Regions from separate parts of the Homo sapiens genome. Here region 2 is linked to region 1. Evidence: read pairs that join two places in POLR2A ChIA-PET (ENCODE). Cell type or tissue: Panc1. All regions are shown on one strand. Links, peaks and the distances in the headings refer to the core of each region. The heading gives the core; the rest is flanking DNA.

Region 1 (9,799 bases), core at 3,066-5,565:
TGAAAACCACAATGAGATACCACCTTACTCCTACAAAAACGGCCATAATTAAAAAGTCAAAAAACAGCCGGGCGCAGGGGCTCATGCCTGTAATCCCAGTAATTTGGGAGGCCAAGGCAGGTGGATCACCTGAGGCCAGGAGTTTGAGACCAGCCTGACCAATATGGTGAAACCCTGTCTCTACTACAAATACAAAAATTAGATGGGTGTAGTGGCGTGTGCCTGTAGTCCCAGCTACTCGGGAGGCTGAGACAGGAGAACTGCTTTAACCCACAAGGTGGAGACTGCAGTGAGCCGAGATCGCGCCATTGTACTCCAGCCTGAGAAACAGAGCAAGACTCTGCCTACAGCGGGAAAAAAAAAAATGTCAAAAAACAACAGATGTGGCCGGGCACTTCATGTAACTTGTGTGAGTGTTCTGTCTTACTGAAATCAGAAAAGTTCATAACCAGTGCATAGGGAACCTACCTCACAGAGGCAACCCTTCCAACTCATTCTATGAGGTGAGAATTACTGTAATACCAAAACCAAAAGAAAAAATCACAAGGTAACTGTAGGTCAATGTTTCTTACTAATATTGATTCAAAAGTACTCAAGGAAATACTGGCAGAGCCCAGCACCTTCCAAAAAAGGATGATATACCATGACCAAGTAGGATTTATCACAGAAATACAAGGTTGGTTTAACATTCTAAAAACCAGTAATGTTACATACCATATCATTAGAATAAAGAACAAAAAACACATGATTATCTCACAGATGCAGAAAAAAGCATTTGACAATATTAAATACCCTTCATGATAAAAACACTCAAAAAATTAGAAGTAGAAAGGAACTTCCTCAACCTTCAAGAGAATGTCCAAAAAAAAAAAAAAAACACACACCAGTTAACATCATGCTTAATGGTGAAGAATGAATGCTTTCTCCTTAAGATTAGGAACAAGACAAGGATGTCCACTCTTATTTTTTTTTTTTTTTTTTTTTTGAGACAGAGTCTCACTCTGTCACCCAGGCTGGAGTGCAGTAGCACGATCTCGGCTCACTACAGGCTCCGCCTCCCGGGTTCACGGCATTCTCCTGCCTCAGCCTCCCGAGTAGCTGGGACTACAGGCACCCGCCACCACACCCGGCTAATTTTTTTGTATTTTTAGTAAAGACAGGGTTTCACCGTGTTAGCCAGGATGGTCTCTATCTCCTGACCTCGTGATATGCCCACCTCGGCCTCCCAAAGTGCTGGGATCACAGGCGTGAGCCACCGCACCCGGCCAAGGATGTCCACTCTTACCACTTCTACTTAACACTGTACTACAGGTTCTAAGCAGAGCAATTAGCAAGAAAAAGAAATAAAAGGCATCCAGATTAGAAAGGAATAAGTAAAACTGCCTCTATTTGCAGAAGACATGATTGTGTATATAGAAAATCCAAAGAAATACACACATACACACACACCCCCTATTCAAGCTAATACACAACCTCAGCAAAGCAGTATACAAGATCAACATATGAAAATCAATTGTATCTCTATACATTTGCAAAGAATCCAAATAGGAAATTAACAAGATAATTCCATTCTAAATAGCATCACAAAGAGTAAAATATTTTGTTTTGTTTTGAGACGGAGTCTTGCTCTGTCACCCAGGCTGGAGTCTGCAACCTCCGCCTCCTGGATTCAAGCGATTCTCCTGCCTCAGCCTTCTGAGTAGCTGGGATTACAGGCATGCACCACAACACCTGGCTAATTTTTGTATTTTTAGTAGAGACAGGGTTTCACTATGTTAGCCAGGCTAGTCTCGAACTTGTGACCTCAGGTGATCCCCCTGCCTTGGCCTCCCCAAGTGCTAGGATTACAGGCGTGAGCCACTGCACCTGGCCAGAGTGAAATATTTTAGGTATAAGTTTAACAAAAGAAGTGCAAGACAGGTATGCTGCAAATTACAAAATATTGCTGAGACAAAGTATAGAGCTACATAAACAGAGAAACATTCCATCTACGTGGAGTGGAAGACTCAATATGTTAGGATGTAAATTCTCACCAAATTCATCTACAGACTCAATGCAGTTCCTATCAAATCTCAGCAGGCATTTTTGTAGAGTTAAGAGCTGATCGGGCTGGGTGCGGTGGCTCACGCTTGTAATCCCAGCATTTTCAGAGGCCGAGGCGGGTGGATCACCTGAGATCAGGTGTTCAAGACCAGCCTGACTAACATGGTGAAACCCTATCTCCACTAAAAATACAAAAATTAGCTAGGTGTGCTGGCACGTGACTGTAATCCCAGCTACTCGGGAGGCTGAGGCAGGAGAATCGCTTGAACCCAGGAGGTGGAGGTTGCAGTGAGCTGAGATCATGCCACTGTGCTCCAGCCTGGGCTACAAAGCGAGACTACATCTAAAAAAAAAAAAAAAAACCAAGTTGGAGGATTTTACACAACTTCAAAACTCCTATAAACTACAGTAATCAAGACAGTGTGGTTCTATTTTAAGGACAGACATAGAACAATGGAAGAACTGAGAGTTCAGAAACAAACCCTTACATTTATGATCAACTGATATTTTTATCAATGTGTCAAGACAATTCAATGGGGAAAGAATAGTTATGTCAATTAATGGTGGGAGACAAGAGTGATGTTAGACTCTTCTGTCACACCATATACAAAAATTAACTCAAAATGGATCACAGACCTACTATAAGAAAGCTGGCTGGGCTCTCTTATATGTACTTGTGTATGTAGATATATATATATATATATACATATATATATATATATATATATATATATATATATCTACACACACACACACACACACGCACACACACACACACTAGCCAGGTTTGGTGGCAGGCACCCATAATCCCTGAGATAGCGCCATTGCACTCCATCCTGGGCGACAAGAGTGAAACTCCATCTCAAAAAAAAAAAAAAAAAAAGAGCCAAACCTACAAAAAAAACTCCATGAAGAAAACAAAATCTTCATGACTTTGTATTACAAGTTTTTACATATGACAATAGAAGCATGACCCACAAAAGAAAACTTGATAAACTGGACTTCAAAATTAAAAACTTCTCCACCTCAAAAGCCACCAGAGGCTGGGCACATCGGCTCATGCCAGTAACACCAGCACTCTAGGAAGCCGAGGTAGGAGGACAGTTTAAGTCCAGAAGTTTGAGAACAGCCTGGGCAACATAGTGGGACCCTCACCTCTACAAATAATGAAAAAAAATTGCCAGATGTGGTAGCATGTGCCTGTGGTCTCAGCTACTCAGGAGGATGAGGCAGGAGGACTGCCTGACCCCGGGAAGTCCAGGCTGCAGTGAGCCATGATTACACCACTACACTTCAGCCTGGGTGACAGAGTGAGACCCTAGCTCAAAAAAAAAGCCACCACAGGCTTGGGGCAGTGGCTTGTAATCCCTGCACTTCGGGATGCCGAGGCAGATCGCTTGAGACCAGGAGTTCAAGACCAGGCTGGGCAATGTAGTAAGACCCCATCTCTACACACAAAAGAAATTTTTCAAAAATTAGCTGGGTGTACTAGTGTGTGCCTATAGTCCTAGCTACTCCGTAGGCTAAGGCAGGAGGATTGCTTGAGCCCAGAGTTCAAGGCTGCAGTGAGCTGTGATTGCACTAACGCACTCTAGCCCAGGCAACAGAGCAAGACCCTGTCTCTAAAAAATAAAATAAAAATAGGCTGAGTGTGCTGGCTCACGCCTGTAACCCCAGCACTTTTAGAGGCCAAGGGAGGCAGATCACCTGAGCTCAGGAGTTCAAGACCAGCCTGGGCAACATGGTGAAACCCTATCTCTACTAAAAATACAAAGAAATTAGCTGGACGTGGTGGCATGCACCTGTAATCCCAGCTACTTGGGTGACTGAGGCACGAGAATCACTTGAACCCAGGAAGTGGAGGTTGCAGTGAGCTAAGATCACACCACTGAACTCCAGCCTGGAGGACAGGGTGAGGCTGTCTCAAAAAATAAAAAATAAAAATAAAAATAAAGCTACCACTAAGAAAGAAAAGACAAGCCACAGACTGGGAGAAAATACTTACAAATCATATATATGATAAAGGACTTGTATCCAGAATATATGAAGAACTCTTACAACTCAAAAACCCAATTACGAGATGGACAAAAGATCTGAATAGACATTTCAGCAAAGAAGGTTTACAAATGACTAATATGTACATAAAGATGCTCAACATGATTAGTCATCTGAGAAATGCAAACTAGAACTACAGTGAGATACCATTACACACCACTAAAATGGCTATAGTCAAAAAGACTGGACCAGGCACAGTGGCTCACGCCTGTAATTCCAACACTTTGGGAGGTTGAGGCAGGAGGATCGCTTGACCCCAGGAGGTCGAGGCTGCAGTGAGCTGTGATCATGCCACTGTACTCCAGCCTGAACAACAGAGTGAGACCCTGTCTCAAAAAAAGACTGGCTGGGTGCGGTGGCTCACGCCTGTAATCCCAGCACTTTGGGAGGCCAAGGCAGATGGATCGTTTGAAGTCAGGAGTTCAAGACCAGCCTGGCCAACATGGTGAAACCCTGTCTCCACTAAAAATACCAAAATTAGCCAGCCATGGTGGCACATGCCTGTAATCCCAGCTGCTCGGGAGGCAGAGGCAGGGCAATCACTTGAACCTGGGAGGCAGAGGTTACAGTGAGCCCAGACTGCACCATAGCACTCCAGCCTGGGCCACAGAGTGAGACTCCATCTCAAAAAAAAAAAAAAACCAAGGCTGGGCATGGTGGTGGCTCACACCTGTAATCCCAGCACTTTGGGAGGCTGAGGTGGGCAGATCACGAGGTCAGGAGATCGAGACCATCCTAGCTAACATGGTGAAACCCAGTCTCTACTAAAAATACAAAAAATTAGCCGGGCGTGATGGCAGGTGCCTGTAGTCCCAGCTACTCGGGAGGCTCAGGCAGGAGAATGGCGTGAACCCAGGAGGTGGAGCTTGCAGTGAGCCGAGATCGCACCACTGCACTCCAGCCTGGGCGACAGGGCAAGACTCTGTCTCAAAAAAAAAAAAACAAAAAAAGACTGACAATACCAAGTATCAACAAAGATATGGAGAACCTGCAACCCTGAACACATTGCTCATGGTAATGTAAATGGTTTAGTTGTTTTGGAAAACCATCTGGCAATTTCTTAAAAAGTTATAAACAAGCTTATCATAAAACCTACAATCCCACTCTTAGGTACCTATCTATCCAAGGGTTATGAAAACATATATCCACACAAAGTAATACACAAATGTTCACAGTAGCATTTACTCATGATAGCCAGGAACCAGAAACAATCCAAATATCCTTCAACTGGTAAATGATGAAAATACATAAAATATTCAATAGATATTATTCACCAATAAAAAGGAACAAACTGATACATATTACAATATAAATGAACCTCAAAAAACATGGTGCTTAGTGAAAGGAGTCAGATGGAAAAATTTGTAAAATAAGAAAGTTGGGTGAGGAATTGACTGTGGTTAGGTGGGAACTGACTGCAAACAGGCAAGAAGGTATTTTTGGAGTGAGTGGCAGGTTTGAAAACTAGATTATGGCTGTACAACTCTAAAAATTAATTTAAAATTACTGAATTATATTTTCACAATGGGTGGATTTTATGGTTTGTAAATTATATCTCAATAAAGCTACTTTTCTTTTTTGAGATGGAGTCTCGCTCTGTCACCCAGGCTGGAGTGCAGTGGCATGATCTCAGTTCACTGCAACCTCCACCTCTCAGGTTCGAGCAATTCCCTGCCTCAGCCTCCCGAGTAGCTGGGATTACAGGCGCTCGCCATCACGCCCGCCTAATTTTTGTATTTTTAGTAGAGACAGGGTTTCACCATCTTGGCCAGGCTGGTCTTGAACTCCTGACCTAGTGATCCACCCACCTCGGCCTCCCAAAGTGCTGGGATCACAGGCATGAGCCACCGTGCCCGGCCCTATTAAGCATTAAGCTCTTTTTTTTTTTTTTTTTTTTTGAGACGGAGTCTTGCTCTGTCGCCCAGGCTAGAGCGCGGTGGCGCAATCTTGGCTGACTGCAAGCTCTGCCTCCCGGGTTCATGCCGTTCTCCTGCCTCAGCCTCCCAAGTAGCTGGGACTACAGGCGCCCGCCACCACACCTGGCTAATTTTTTGTTTTTTTTTAGTAGAGATGGGGTTTCACCGTGTTAGCCAGGACGGTCTTGATCTCCTGACCTCGTGATCCACCTGCCTCGGCCTCCCAAAGTGCTGGGATCATAGGTGTGAGCCACCACACCTGGCCAAAGCTATTTTTTAAAATATCAAGATCATGGAGAACAAAGACAGGAACTGCTCCAGATCAAAAAAGATTAAAAAGAGATAACATCTAAAGTCAATGCTTTATTCTGGATTGGATCCTGGCCAGGAGGAACATATATATATATACATATATACACACACACATATATATGAGAGACAGAGACAGAAAGAGCGAGAGCGCGCACATAGAAAGTGCACACATGCCCAGAGCACACACTATAAAGGACTTAAGTCCTGAATAAGGATAATGAATTAGAATAACATCGATGAATCGATGTTAAATTTCCTGATTTTTATTACTGTATTCTGGTTATTTAAGAGAATATCTTTATTCTTTAGAAATACCCAATGAAGAACTTAGGAGGTAAAGAAGACATAGTATCTCCAATTTATTCTCAAATATTTCAGAAAAATGTAACATGCAAATATGTATATATGGAGAGAGAATAACAGAACAAATGGAGAAAATGTAAACAACTGGTGAATCTGGGAAAAGGACATATAGGAGTTCCCATACTATTCTTGTCATTTTTCTGTGAAGTTTGAATTTTTTTTTTTTTTTTGAGACAGAGTCTTGCTCTGTCACCCAGGTTGGAGTGCAATGGCACAATCTTGGCTCACTGTAACCTCTGTCTCCCAGGTTCAAGCAGTTGTCCCACCTCAGCCTCCTGAGTAGTTGGGATTACAGGCATGTGCCACCATGCCCAGCTAATTTTTGTATTTTTAATAGAGACAGGATTTCACCATGTTGGCCAGGCTGGTCTTGAACTCCTGACGTCAAGAGATCTACCTGCCTTGGCCTCCCAAAGTGCTGAGACTGCAGGTGTGAGCCACCGTGCCCAGGCTGAAGTTTGAAATTTTATCAAAATAAAAAGTTACCAAAAAATAACACAGGCAGGAATAAGTGAGTGGAGGTATCAATATGACAAGCAGCATTAGTAAGCAATTAATTAAGCAATGAAGATCTGAAAGTAAAGACTAGCCCTTGAAAACAAAAATTAAAAGCCAGGCGTGGTGACTCACTCCTGTAATCCCAGCACTTTGGGAGGCAAACGCAGGCCAATCGCTTGAGTCCAGAAGTTCAAGATAAGCCTGCGCAGCATGGCAAAACCCCGCCTCTATAAAAAAAATACAAAAAAAAATTCACCGGATGTGGTGGTGCATGCCTGTGGTGCCAGCTATTCAGGAGACTGAGGTGGGATGATCGCTTGAGCCCAGGAGGCTGAGGTTGCAGTGAGCAGAGATCATGCCACTGCATTCCAGCCTGGCCAACCAAGACACTGTCTCTAAATAAATAAATATTAAAAAAAAAAAAAAAAACCAGCTGGGCGCGGTGGCTCACACCTGTAATCCCAGCACTTTAGGAGGCCGAGGTGGGCGGATCACAAGGTCAGGAGTTCGAGACCAACCTGGCTAATATGGTGAAACCCCGTCTCTACTAAAAATACAAAAATTAGCTGGGCGTGGTGGCAGACGCCTATAGTCCCAGCCACTCGGGAGGCTGAGGCAGGAGAATCACTTGAGCCCAGGAGGCAGAGGTTGAAGTGAGCCGAGATCGGGCCACTGCACTCCAACCTGGGAGACAGAGCCAGACTCTGTCTCAAAAAAAAAAAAAAAAAACCTCCTCCAGACCCATAAAGATGTATTCAACTAGATGATATTCTAAAATCCAGTCAAGCTCTAAAATGTGGTGGTTTATCACCACGTCTCTGAGGGCCGCTCTTTTGTTTCTAAACAGGAATGACTTCCAGGCCTAAACTGCTTAGGCCAAGCCATCCACAGAAGTAAGCCTGCAGAGCAGGGATGATAAGAGTGGCTGGCCTGATTAAAAACAATGTCTGCCTGTCTCCTTCCTTTCTTCTCCCTGGAAATGTTGCCAGTTTCTGTCTGCAGTATCTCTCTCCCTCATCCCAGCCTCTTACTGTATCTCTCACAAATATACTTTATACTTCACATAACACATTATTTTATGTTTCTTTTCATTTCTTTCTCTCATAATTTCAGTCTGTAAATAAGCAAAGAGATATCAGTAATGAGGTTCGCCAAATGTTTCTGAATGGTAGGATCTGGGGTGATTTCATTCTTCTTTGCACTGTGGCTTGGACTTTATTTAATAATCCTGTAGTGTTTTAACTAAAAAATAAAAAAGGTGCTACATTTTTTAAAACTTCTAATTCAAGCACATCAGTTCATTTTAACTTTTCATATTTCCTCTCCCTTGCTTTCAAAAAAAGAAAAACATTTTCAAGTGCTTTTCCCTTATGAACGATCTTTAACTGTAATTTCCCCTGTGAGTGGCCCTCTGTTAGAAAAAATGAAAACCCTCTCTTCCCACTCTCTCTTGCTTTTCATCTACCCTTCATCCCACCCCCAGTGACACAGAAAGGACCCACAGAACAGACACAATGCGGCAGAGAACAATGAGGAGAGTTGGAGAAGCTCTGGCCAGGCCATGGCTTAGAGAACTTAAGCCCTGTATTTTTTTATTCTCTATTAACAGGTTTCTCACCAGAAAGATGTCTGCATAGCCAGCCAAAGACTCCACTCCTTCTTGGATCCGTGCTCCCCCAGAGTCATTCAGCCCAATCACTGGAGCCCCCACCGTTATGGCCTGGTCCATGATCTGAGACAGCAGAGAAATCTTTTATTGAGACAAATGTTCTTGATATAAAAAACGACATTCACAAAATACCACAGTGTTTTCTGGAAAACGTTCTGAGTGCACTTTTCAAAACAGGAGGCAGTAACACTGGTTTCACTCCCCATCACGATTGGGTACCTTCATGGAAGACAAAGGACCAGATATTTAATAGGCTGATTAAAGCCCCCAAACACCCAAGAGCCAAAGCACTTCCCATTAGCAGGGGATAAAACAACTCATGGCAACCATTTCTAGAACCACAGGCTCACGTTGTAACGTCTTCCAGCAGCCAGTTTTGTTCCCAGGTACTGCTTTGACAGAACTTACAGTAGACAGAATGGCAAAGTAGTACTTTCATGAAAGCAGATGTTGACCCATCTGTTAATCTGAGGGCAGGCCCGGGCCTGCTTTTACTTCTAATGTGACAGATTTTCCTCATGGGTTAGTAATTCCGACAGCATAATAAGCAATATTCCTACAGTCCTTGACAGTTTAAAAAGTACTTTCACTTCCATTACCTCATTTACCCATCATAACAGAGGGAGTAAAATGAGAAAAATTAAGGTTTAAAAGTTAAGTGACTGGCCCAAGGTCTCAGGAGTAATACATGACAGGACCATGTCTATAATCCAGATGTTCCAGTTACTAGTAGCTCCAACTTTAATTCCAAAATTCTCTATTATTTATAGTTTTATTCCTCTCCAGAGCATCTAATCTCTAGCAGTAGTTTTTAAATATCAGCATACAATGCTCGCACTGTTCTTTACCTTCTAGCACCTGGCCCTTCCACCTAGACAAGAGGTTCTTCACTTGAAATCCTCAGAACCCCAAGAGATCTGTGAACGGGAGTCCATGAACTTGA
Region 2 (9,799 bases), core at 4,302-6,801, 590 kb before region 1:
CTCGCGGAATCCCGGTGCAGAAGTCTGGACCCTCCGAGCAGCCTCCGCGCCCCCTCCGGCTCGGCTCCGAGCCTGCAGACGGCGCCCCCGGGGCTAACTCAGCGCGAGAAGAGGAAGCGACGCAGCGAGTAACAGGCTGTATGGACGGACAGCGGACTGAAGGGGGGTGTGTGTGTGTCTGCCTGCCAACAAGGCCGTCTCACCTTCCCGCTGCCGAGCCGGGCAGCTCCAGCTCACCTGAGGAGGGCTCCAGGACGCCACTGCGGCCGCCGTGATGGCCGTAACGGCACGAGGCCTGCGCTCCGCCGCCGCCGCGTAGCTCTTGGGAGAGAGGCGGGGCACGCGCGGTGGGCAGGCGGATCCGCGCGGGCAGGAAACCCACTCTGGACCCAATCTGATAGGTTCAGTCGCCCCCTTCCCCGGTCCCTGACGCGACAACGGTCTCTGCCGCACTGGGATTGGGCGGGCCCTCATGTCAATCAAGCGCCGTGCCTGATGTGGAGGGAGCGGAGGCTGCGCGGCGGAGAGTAGAGAGCTAGAGGGTGAGAAGCGCTGGGCCGGACCAGAACTGTCTTAGCTTTTCCCTCTGCGGCTGCTCTGGTTGGTTACTTTGAGCCTGCCTCCTCAGCGCCGCAGGAGAGACTTAACAGCAAAAATGACTGTGTCCTGAGTTCAGCCCCCACTGCTCTGGGAGCTTCCCCCTGGTTTCTGCACCTGAAGAATGTCATCCCAGCCGAAGGTTCTTAGGAGCGGGGAGCGACAAAGAAAAACAAAGAAAAGCAGACCTGAAAATTGGGACCTGGGAGAAATGTAAGACATGTGCTTAATTTGAGGCACAGACCAAAAGAAGCTGAGTCTGAGGGCCCTCTAAAAGTGTCCTCGTGCTTGGGCAGCTTACATTCTTGGCGGCAGTAGTGTTATGAAGAGGACCTTCGGAGCCAGGTCTGTCCATTCTTAGGGCTCCAGCCACTGGCTGAGGCATCAGTAAGTTGGTTCTTCCCCTCGCCGGTGCTGCAGGCCCCCTTCCCCGCCCCCGCGCCGTAACCTGCCTCTTTTTTTTTTTTTTTTGAAACGAGTTTCGCTCTGTCGCCAGGGTGGAGTGCAGTGGCACGATCTCGGCTCACTGCAACCTCCGCCTCCGGGTTCAAGCTATTCTCCTGCCTCAGCCTCCCGAGTAGCTGGGATTACAGGCATGTACCACCACGCCCAGCTAATGTTTTTGTATTTTTAGCAGTGACGGGGTTTCACCAGGATGGTCTCGATCTCTTGACCTCGTGATTCGCCAGCCTCGGCCTCCCAAAGTGCTGGGATTACAGGCGTGAGCCACCACGCCCAGCCGCCTCATCTCTTCTTAACCATCTTTGTGGCACAGTTTAGGATCGCTCCTCAGGGAAGCTTGCTCAGTTAGGTACCTTCCTTGGAGCACAGGTGTTTTCTCCATCCGAGCTATTGAAATGGTTTGCCTGTATGTCTACCTAGATTGTAAACTCCGTTGAATCAGTAACCATGTCTGTTCAGTTTCTCCCTAGGGCCTTGCAGTAGGGTAGATGGTCAGTAAATACTGTTTAAGGCATTAATACTTTTTATTTTAATCCTGGCCCTGGATATCAGCCTCAAAAGTTTGCAGTTTTCTGCATTTAACTTCAAAATTATTTACGTGATTGGTAATGCATGCATGTGGTTGGCCTGTGCTGTAATTTAGATGTTTGTTCCCCTAAACCTCCTGTTGAAATTTGATCCCCAATGTTGGAGGTGGGGACTAATGGGCAGTGTTGGGTCATGGAGGTGGTTCCTTCAGGAATAGATTAATGTCCTCCCTGGGGAGAGGGTAAATGAGTTCTCTTTATTTCCACCAGAGCTGGTTAAAAAGAACGTCGCACTTCCTTTCTTCTTTTGCGTCCTCTCTGGCCATGTAATCTCTGCACACACCAGCTCTCCTTTGCCTTCTGGCATGAGTAGAAGCAGTCTTAGGCTACCATCAGATGCAGATGCTCAGTCTTGAACTTTTCCAGACATCAGAACCATAAGCCGAAAAACCTTTTCTATTTCTAAATTATCCAGCTTTGGGTATTCCTTTCTAGCAACACTAAAGGGACTAAGACAGCCTGCCATATGTAGGATCACAAGGTCAAGCACAAATTTACCTATTTATGCTGTACTATCCTCAGGTTGACTGGGACAAGTAGACCATGAAACTGGGCAACAGCTACTCTATGTCTACATTCTGTTATTAGCATCCAAAGTGAATAATGGCGGTGAATTTTGAGTTTATTCTAAGGGTTTAAATAACTGCATATTTTATCATGACTGGTATGGACTGAATTGCATCCCCCCCAAAAATTCATACTGAAGCCCTCACTCCTAATGTGACTATATAAATGTTCCTTAACTTACAAAGGGGTTATGTTCCAATAAACCCACCATAAACTGAAAATACCTTAAGTTGAAAAGATCTTAAGTCAGAAATGCATTTAATGCTTCTAACCTACCAAACATCATAGCTTAGAGTAGCCTACCTAAAACATGCTCAGAATACTTACATTAGCTTTCAGTTAGGCAAAATCATCTAATACAAAGCTTATTTTTTAATAAAGTATTGAGTATTTCATGTAATCTACTAAATACTGAATGAAAAACTGGATGGTTTTATGGGTACTCAAAGTACAGATTCTAGAGTGCATATGGCTTTTGGACCATCATAAAGTCAAAAAAATCTTAAGTCAGGGACCATCTCTAGTTGGAGCTAGGCCTTTAGGGAGGTAATAAAAATTAAATTAGGTCATAAGGGTGGGGCCCTAATCCCATAAGATTAATGTCTTTATAGAAAGTGGCACCAGAGAGCTCTCTCCATTTGAGAACACAGCAAGCAGACAGACATCTGCAAGCCAGAGAGAGAGCCCTCACCCAAAACTGACCATGCTGGCACCCTCTTTTGGACCTCCCAACCTACATAACTTTGAAAAAATAAACTTCTGTTGTGTAAGCCACCCAATCTAGTATTTTATTATGGCAGCCCAAGCTAATACAATGGTTTTATTTGTTGATACATTTTATAAAGTTTACAGACTGAGATATTATATTCATTTTTGAAGAAACTTGTCCAGAGTTAAAACTGTTGCTGCAAAATCACCCATCAAACTGTTAGCACAGCGTGACTCAATTTTAATTCTAATTACATATTTAACATACGATGGAGGCAGAAGGTGTGAATATAAATACAACAGGTAAAATACAGAAATACAGTTCTTGCCTTCATGTAGCTTACCACCACCTTAAGTGGGGAAAATTAACCCAGCAAAAAGTATGCTGAAGTCATACATTTAGGGTTTTTGTTTGTTTGTTTGTTTTTTGAGATGGAGTCTCGCTTTTTTGCCCAGGTTGGAGTGCAGTGGCACCACCTCAGCTTATTGCAACCTCCACCTCCCGGGTTCAAGCAATTCTCCTGCCTCAGCCTCCCAAGTTGCTGGGACTACAGGCACACACCACCACACCTGGCTAATTTTTTGTATTTTTAGTAGAGACGGGGTTTCACAATGTTGGCCAGGCTTGTCTCAAACCCCTGACCTCAGGTGATCCACCCACCTCAGCCTCCCAAAGTGTTGGGATTACAGGCGTGAGCCACAGCACCCAGCTAGTTTATCCTCTTAATTTTCCTTCTTTAATCTTTCTCATCACTCATTCTTAACAGGAACTCTTTAAAAAAATTTAAGAAACCTCCAAAAATATATGCAAAAGAGGAGTCAAAGAAGAAAAATAAGCAAACAGCAATGAAAAAGGAAAGCATAGACTGGAAGGGCAGATAGGCAGAAAGGCATGTATGTAATTGCACTTAGAAGGGATGCAGTACATGTTTTAATGGGGTGGGAGCTGTCCCAGAGACTTCCTTTCACACAGTCTGTCTCCCCAGCTTCCAAATATAAACATGCACATGGCTGCTGCTTCCTCTCTTTCAGGGGAACTCAAACCAAAAACAGGAATCATCCTTGCTAATTAGTGCTGAGTGGATCAGGGACTAACCAGAATCAGGCAACAAGAAAATGTAAGTCAAAACTTATGATCAGCCCTGGCAACAGAGCTAGACCCTGTCTCTACAAAACAAAATTTTTTTTAATCAGCTGGGCATAGTGGCATGTGCCTGTAGTCCCAGCCACTCTGGAGGCTGAGGTGGGAGGATGGCTTGAGCCCAGGAATTTGAGGCTGCAATGAGCTATGATCACACCACATCTCAAAACAAAAACAAAACTTATCTAGGGACTACACGTGGAGCTTTGGATATGGGCAGCTAATCTGTCTATGATTAAAAACACGCAGGTGGCTTACTTTATTAATCCAAAATAAAAGAATTTGGGAACACAAGAAAGGGAAAAATGAGCCTCCATGTCAAGACCTTTCCCAGAAACCTGATAGCTTATAGTTAGAAATTGTTATAGACAGTCCAGTGCAAGGAGGACATTAAGCCACAGGGGAAAGGAGTTGTGTGGCCAGGTTAGTCAGGCAATTAACTAGAAAAAATCTGTCCACATAGAGGAGCCTGCATAATAAAAAGGTATTAAACGATAGTAGAATATTGCTAGAGCAGAAGATAGCTAGAAATATAATCAATAACCAGGTTATGGAAGTCAGGCACCTTAGAGTTTATCCTATAGGCAATGAGAAGCCATTCAAAGGGTTTTTGTTTTTGTTTTCAGCACTTTAAAGATGTCATTCTCGTTTTCCAGCCTCCATTATATCTGTGAGAAACTAGTTGTAATTCTTATCATTGTTTTCTTGTATGTCTTATGCCTTTTTCTATGAATGCTTTTAAGATTTTGTTTATATTTATCAAAAGTTAACACTGATGTTTCTAGGTGTCTTTTTCTATGAATGCTTATAAGATTTTCATTATATTTATCAAAAGTTACACTGTGATGTTTCATTACACTGTGATGTTTCATTACACTGTGATGTTTGTTTTGGTTTTGGTTTTGTATTTATCCTGCTTGGGGTTCATTTCATTCCCTGGGTCTGTGGATTGCTGGTTTCTCATTTTCTTTTCTTTTCTTTTTTTTTTTTTATCAAATTTGGAAGACTTTTGTCCAGTATTTCTTCAAATTTTTTTTTCTGTCCCATTCTGTTTCTCCTCTTCTTCTGGGACTACAATTACACTCATGCTAGACTTCTCAGTACTTAGTACAGGTCATTCAGGCTCTGTTCATTCTTTTTTCAGTTTGTATAATTTCTATTGAGAGCCACTGTCTAGTAATCCCTGAAAAAATCTAAATGTTGACATTTTCCCAAAGCACAGTACCCTGCTGATGGCTGTAGTTTCCTTTGGGGAAGGTTTAGAGATATGTTAGTCAGGAAATCAGAAATTAGATGATATTACTACAGAGAGGATTTAGTATTGAGTTTTCATTGACTGAAAAAGCAAAAACGGAACACTGAGGTTACCCAGAGGTGATAACTGCAGGGAGCAGCTGTCAATGATAGATCTAGTGAAAATGGGGACTCAAGGTGGATTATCAGGTCTCAGAAACTCAGACAAATGACCTGGCTGAGTATTGCTCAGACCCCTGAGAGGATGCTGTCTGGCTGATCCTACTACTTCAGGGAAGGATATGATGAGGCTAGTTGTGGATGGGGAGGATGTCAAAAGAAGCTCAAGGCTGAAATCAATTGCTGCTGCTGGAGCAAAGGGCTCTTGCTTGTTGCTGGGATAACAGTGACAGAAACTGCAAACAAATGGAAAGGAGGAAGTCCCTTCTTCCCTTCTGCCTTCCAGTCTCCCTCTAATGCCCTTTATTGATGGAACCTAGTGAGACACCAGCTGACATAGAAAAAAATGTAGTTTGCAGGGTTTGAGCCACAGCATTACAGAGAAATGTATAGAAGGGGGAATGTGGACCTGAGACAATAGTTTAATAAACAGTACCATATCATTTATTTGTGCTAAATTGGTAAGAATGGCCAAAATTAGACTTAATGCCATCATATGTGCTTTTACAGACTTTTAGACCTTTTTGAAAAGAATCTCAGGATACCATGTCAATTTTCTGCTACATTATGATTACTGTTGGTGCCTTTTTCAGGAGTAAGGAGTACTTTTACTGCAGCTCACACATACACTAGCCACAAAATCATAAACAAGGGCAGCCTTGGAAGAGATCTACATAACTGAGGATAAGCAGACCCTACCCCAACGTTAGGTCTCCAAACATCAGGGACAAAATGGCATGGGCTAGGTAGGACTGGCAAGAATCCACACTTCTCCCTATTTCTATTTCCTATGTATCGCCTAATGTGCTCATAATAAGGAGAAAACCAATTTCCTGTTCTAACTTTGGACAGCCACCCATTGTCATTAAAAAACCACTTATTTTCCCTTCTTTCCTCTTTTCTTGCCTCAACCCAGGCTCCTTTACCCAGCCCTATGACTTCTAGTTTTCTAATGCAAGTAGATGACAAAACAGGGTTTGGTGTTCAACATTTCACCTTATAGTGTATTTTTCACAAATGAAGGAGTTTTGTTGAACATTTGTAGAACATTTCTAATTTTTGAACTTCAGTTCCATCTGAAAGGGGTCATTTCTTTGAGTCTTCTATTATTTAGTAATAGCAGTTAACATTCTCCTTCTACTACAATTTACCTGGAAAGACACCCATAAATACCAATAAAGATACCAGATTCATAACGTATTTCATATATTTAATATTTGTATTTGAATATATTAGACTAGAATAAATTTTCTGCATTTGTATATATTATATATTTTATAGCACTCTGTCAGTTATATAACACAAAAGACATTCATAGGTAAACATTAAAATGGCAGTATACATAATAACTGAACATTAATGAGACAATAATAATCAGGTATTCATTTAATGGGAGAGTCTAGTATTTCCTGGTAGTCCTGCTTTCTTAAATTCCTCCAGTAAAGTTTATAGCCAGCAAGGACAAAAACACTAATCATAATGATTACCCCTCCAAAAACATCATAGATGCTAGGAAATATGTGCAGCACGAGAAGCTGCAAGACCATAGCTACCACAATCTCCAAATGTTGTACTGTGCTAACCAAAGCTGGATGGAATTTGTCCAAGGCATAATAAACTCCTAAGAATGCTGCAGTAGAACAGACACATATAGCAATGAGATAACTCCAGGTTTCTCCATCTAATGGGATGATGGGTTCTTGAAGAATAAACATAGTAGATATTCCCCAAATTGTCCCAGTCCAACCAAAAGTAAACAGTGCAGTCCACATGCTGATCTTCTCCTTGATGGATCTGTATACTATCATTGAGAGAGCAGTGGTCAGTCCAGCCATCACAGTCATGGTGTACCCAAAGGCTTCTTTCCAGGCATTTAACAAAGAATTGTCTTCATCAACAATGTTTGGGATCATGACAAGACAAACACCTAAGATGCTGCAAACAACTGTAGCCATGTCAACATAAGCCATTTTCTCATCTACGAGTAAAAAAGCCAAAATGGCACTGAAGACTGTAGTTGTGGCTCTCCACATAGTGGTCCCATTGCTGGGAGGAACTATTGAAAATGATGTATAAGCACAAGTGATAGAAATGACATTGCATACACCATAAAAGAAGAGTCGTAATCTGTATCCACTGGGTCCAAAGGGGGCCTCCTGATAGTAACACACAACTAACACAGATAAGACCTGAAAAACAGAACGGATAAAAATCAGTTCTAGAGATGGAACTTTAGACCGATCAGAAACAAGCCTAGTGATAAGAGCTACACATCCATGAGCCAAAGCAGATCCAAACAGCACTATCCACATTTTTCGGGATTGAAAAATGTTTTTTTCTGCAAAGCTCTGGAATTGTCCAATCTCATTGATCATTGGGTCTTCTGTTGGTGGAGGTAGGGTATCCATGGTTCCAAAGAAAGCTCTCCCTTTTTTTTTCATTTCACTCAGCAGACCTTTCTTTGGATTTTCCTCCATAAAATTTCCATAGCCTTCATTGATTTCTTCATATCCATCATCGCCAGGCTGGGGATAATGAGAAGTATATTTCACCATCACTGTGTTGGGATGTATTTTCACCCGTTTTTTAACTGGATATTTTCTGGAGGGAGAAGTATCCATTTCTTCAGATAATCAATTCTATTTAAAGAAAAAAATTGACAAAAAGACATTCATTTCATTGAAAATTTAATTTCTATTATAATCATATGCATCAATTCAATGATAGAAAGTAGAGGCTGTAACAGTAGTCCAGAAAAAAAAGAAATTAGAGATGATCTGGCAATATGCCTTATCAGATGTATGGTACCTACTGGAATTGTTTACCCTTTTTTCACTCTCATCTGAAGTCTGTCTCCATTTCTCTTTGCTTACTTGTTTAATTCAGCTCTATCTTCTATCTTTATACCACAAACGGATTTTTCCATCTTTTCATTCCTACCTGTTTCTCCACCTATCCAACAAGCAAAACACAGAAAGATAAATAATAACTTAGGTCAAACCTTTCCTTCTCATTGGGTCCATTTGCCTGTTATAAATTATTAGTTAAGTCCAAAGTATTTTGTATAATCAATTCTGTATAATACCAGAATTCACCTTATAAATTATAGTGATTTTTAAACATTTATTCTGGACTCCCCATAAGTTTTGAGATATAAAAATACACTGAAATTAGAACATAAATAACATGAATTTAGTAACACTCATGCATTGTTGGTAGAAAGGTTAAATTGTACAACCTCTCTCGTGAACAGTTGGACCATATGTATTAAGATTTTAACTATCCTCTACTCAGCAATACCACTTTTAAGATTTTATGCTAAAGAGATGATCACAAGATGCTTTTTACATTCTGAATAAAAAAGGGGGGGAATAAGAATACGTATTTATATTTGTTTACATAACAAAGAAATTATATAAAGATGCCAAGAAAACTAATGGTGGTTCAGGTGACAGGAGGAACAAGAATGGAAGAAAACCTTTTTGTTATTTATTTTTTTACATTTTTATTTTTGAATTGTGATATTATCCAAAAATAGAATTAAAATGTTTATCTGTTACTTAAGAAAAAGAATATACCAAAAAATGTGGGGAAAATGTACATACAGGAGAGTTCATTGTAGCTTACTACAATGAATGTTCATACAATGGAATACTATGCTATCTATTAAAAATGACAGTGTAGGCACGGTGGCTCACACCTGTAATCCCAGCATTTTGGGAGGCTGAGGCGGGCGGATCACTTGAGGCCAGAAGTTTGAGAGGAGTTGGCCAGCCTGGCCAACATGGTGAAATGCCATTTCTACTAAAAATACTAAATTTAGCCGGGCCTGGTGGTATGTGTCTGTAATTCCAGCTACTCGGGAGGCTGAGGCATGAGAATCACTTGAATTCAGGAAGCAGAGGTTGCAGTGAGCCAAGATTGTGCTACTGCACTCCAGCCTGGGTGACAGAGCGAGACTCTGTCTCAAAACAAAACAAAACAAAAACGATGTCCACTATATAATGTCAAGTGGGAAAAAAAGTTGAACTTACTGTAAGAATTAAATAAAATAATGCATATAAACAATTTGCCACAGTGCTGGCATATAGTAAACTCTCAATAAATGTTAGCAATAAATTTGGCTTCCTTTCACCTATAACAACTTTATGAAACACTGGGTATCTTCTACAATATTATTATTTCTTTTAGACCTTTATTTTTTCACTTGGTTCTTTCTTTCCTTCCTTTCAACAATTTCCTATTTCCCTCCCAATGATCCTCTCCTCCCGCTTAAAAAACAAAAAAGAGACCAGGCACGCTGGCTCATGCCTGTAATCCCAGC

What was found. ChIA-PET counts read pairs that join two places held together with the same protein. Peaks named below come from ENCODE experiments on the same cell type or tissue, not always from the same donor. Only the 100,000 strongest peaks of a DNase experiment are listed, where the experiment ranks them.
Region 2: POLR2A ChIA-PET joins it to region 1 with 9 read pairs; 2 of 35 experiments call an interaction of 5 or more read pairs at or near these places.

What each region holds. Positions count from the first base shown.
Region 1 is chr3:136,261,072-136,270,870 of GRCh38, reverse strand. PCCB (propionyl-CoA carboxylase subunit beta) reads right to left here. Exons shown (of 15, transcript NM_000532.5): 5 at 8,806-8,919. Among named protein-coding and RNA genes, the nearest start is that of PCCB, 16 kb to the right of the region's middle. In Panc1, for the core only: no CTCF peak of the experiment used is centred there; a DNase peak (open chromatin) is centred at 4,190.
Region 2 is chr3:136,852,758-136,862,556 of GRCh38, reverse strand. It overlaps SLC35G2 (solute carrier family 35 member G2), which reads right to left. Exons shown (of 2, transcript NM_025246.3): 2 at 6,669-8,114. The coding sequence starts at 8,096. The coding sequence ends at 6,858. It overlaps NCK1-DT (NCK1 divergent transcript), which reads left to right and starts at 494. Exons shown (of 3, transcript NR_110177.1): 1 at 494-810. It overlaps NCK1 (NCK adaptor protein 1), which reads right to left and starts at 349. Exons shown (of 4, transcript NM_001291999.2): 1 at 204-349. RefSeq lists a silencer at 331-390 and enhancers at 751-810, 1,371-1,420. In Panc1, for the core only: no CTCF peak of the experiment used is centred there; no DNase peak of the experiment used is centred there.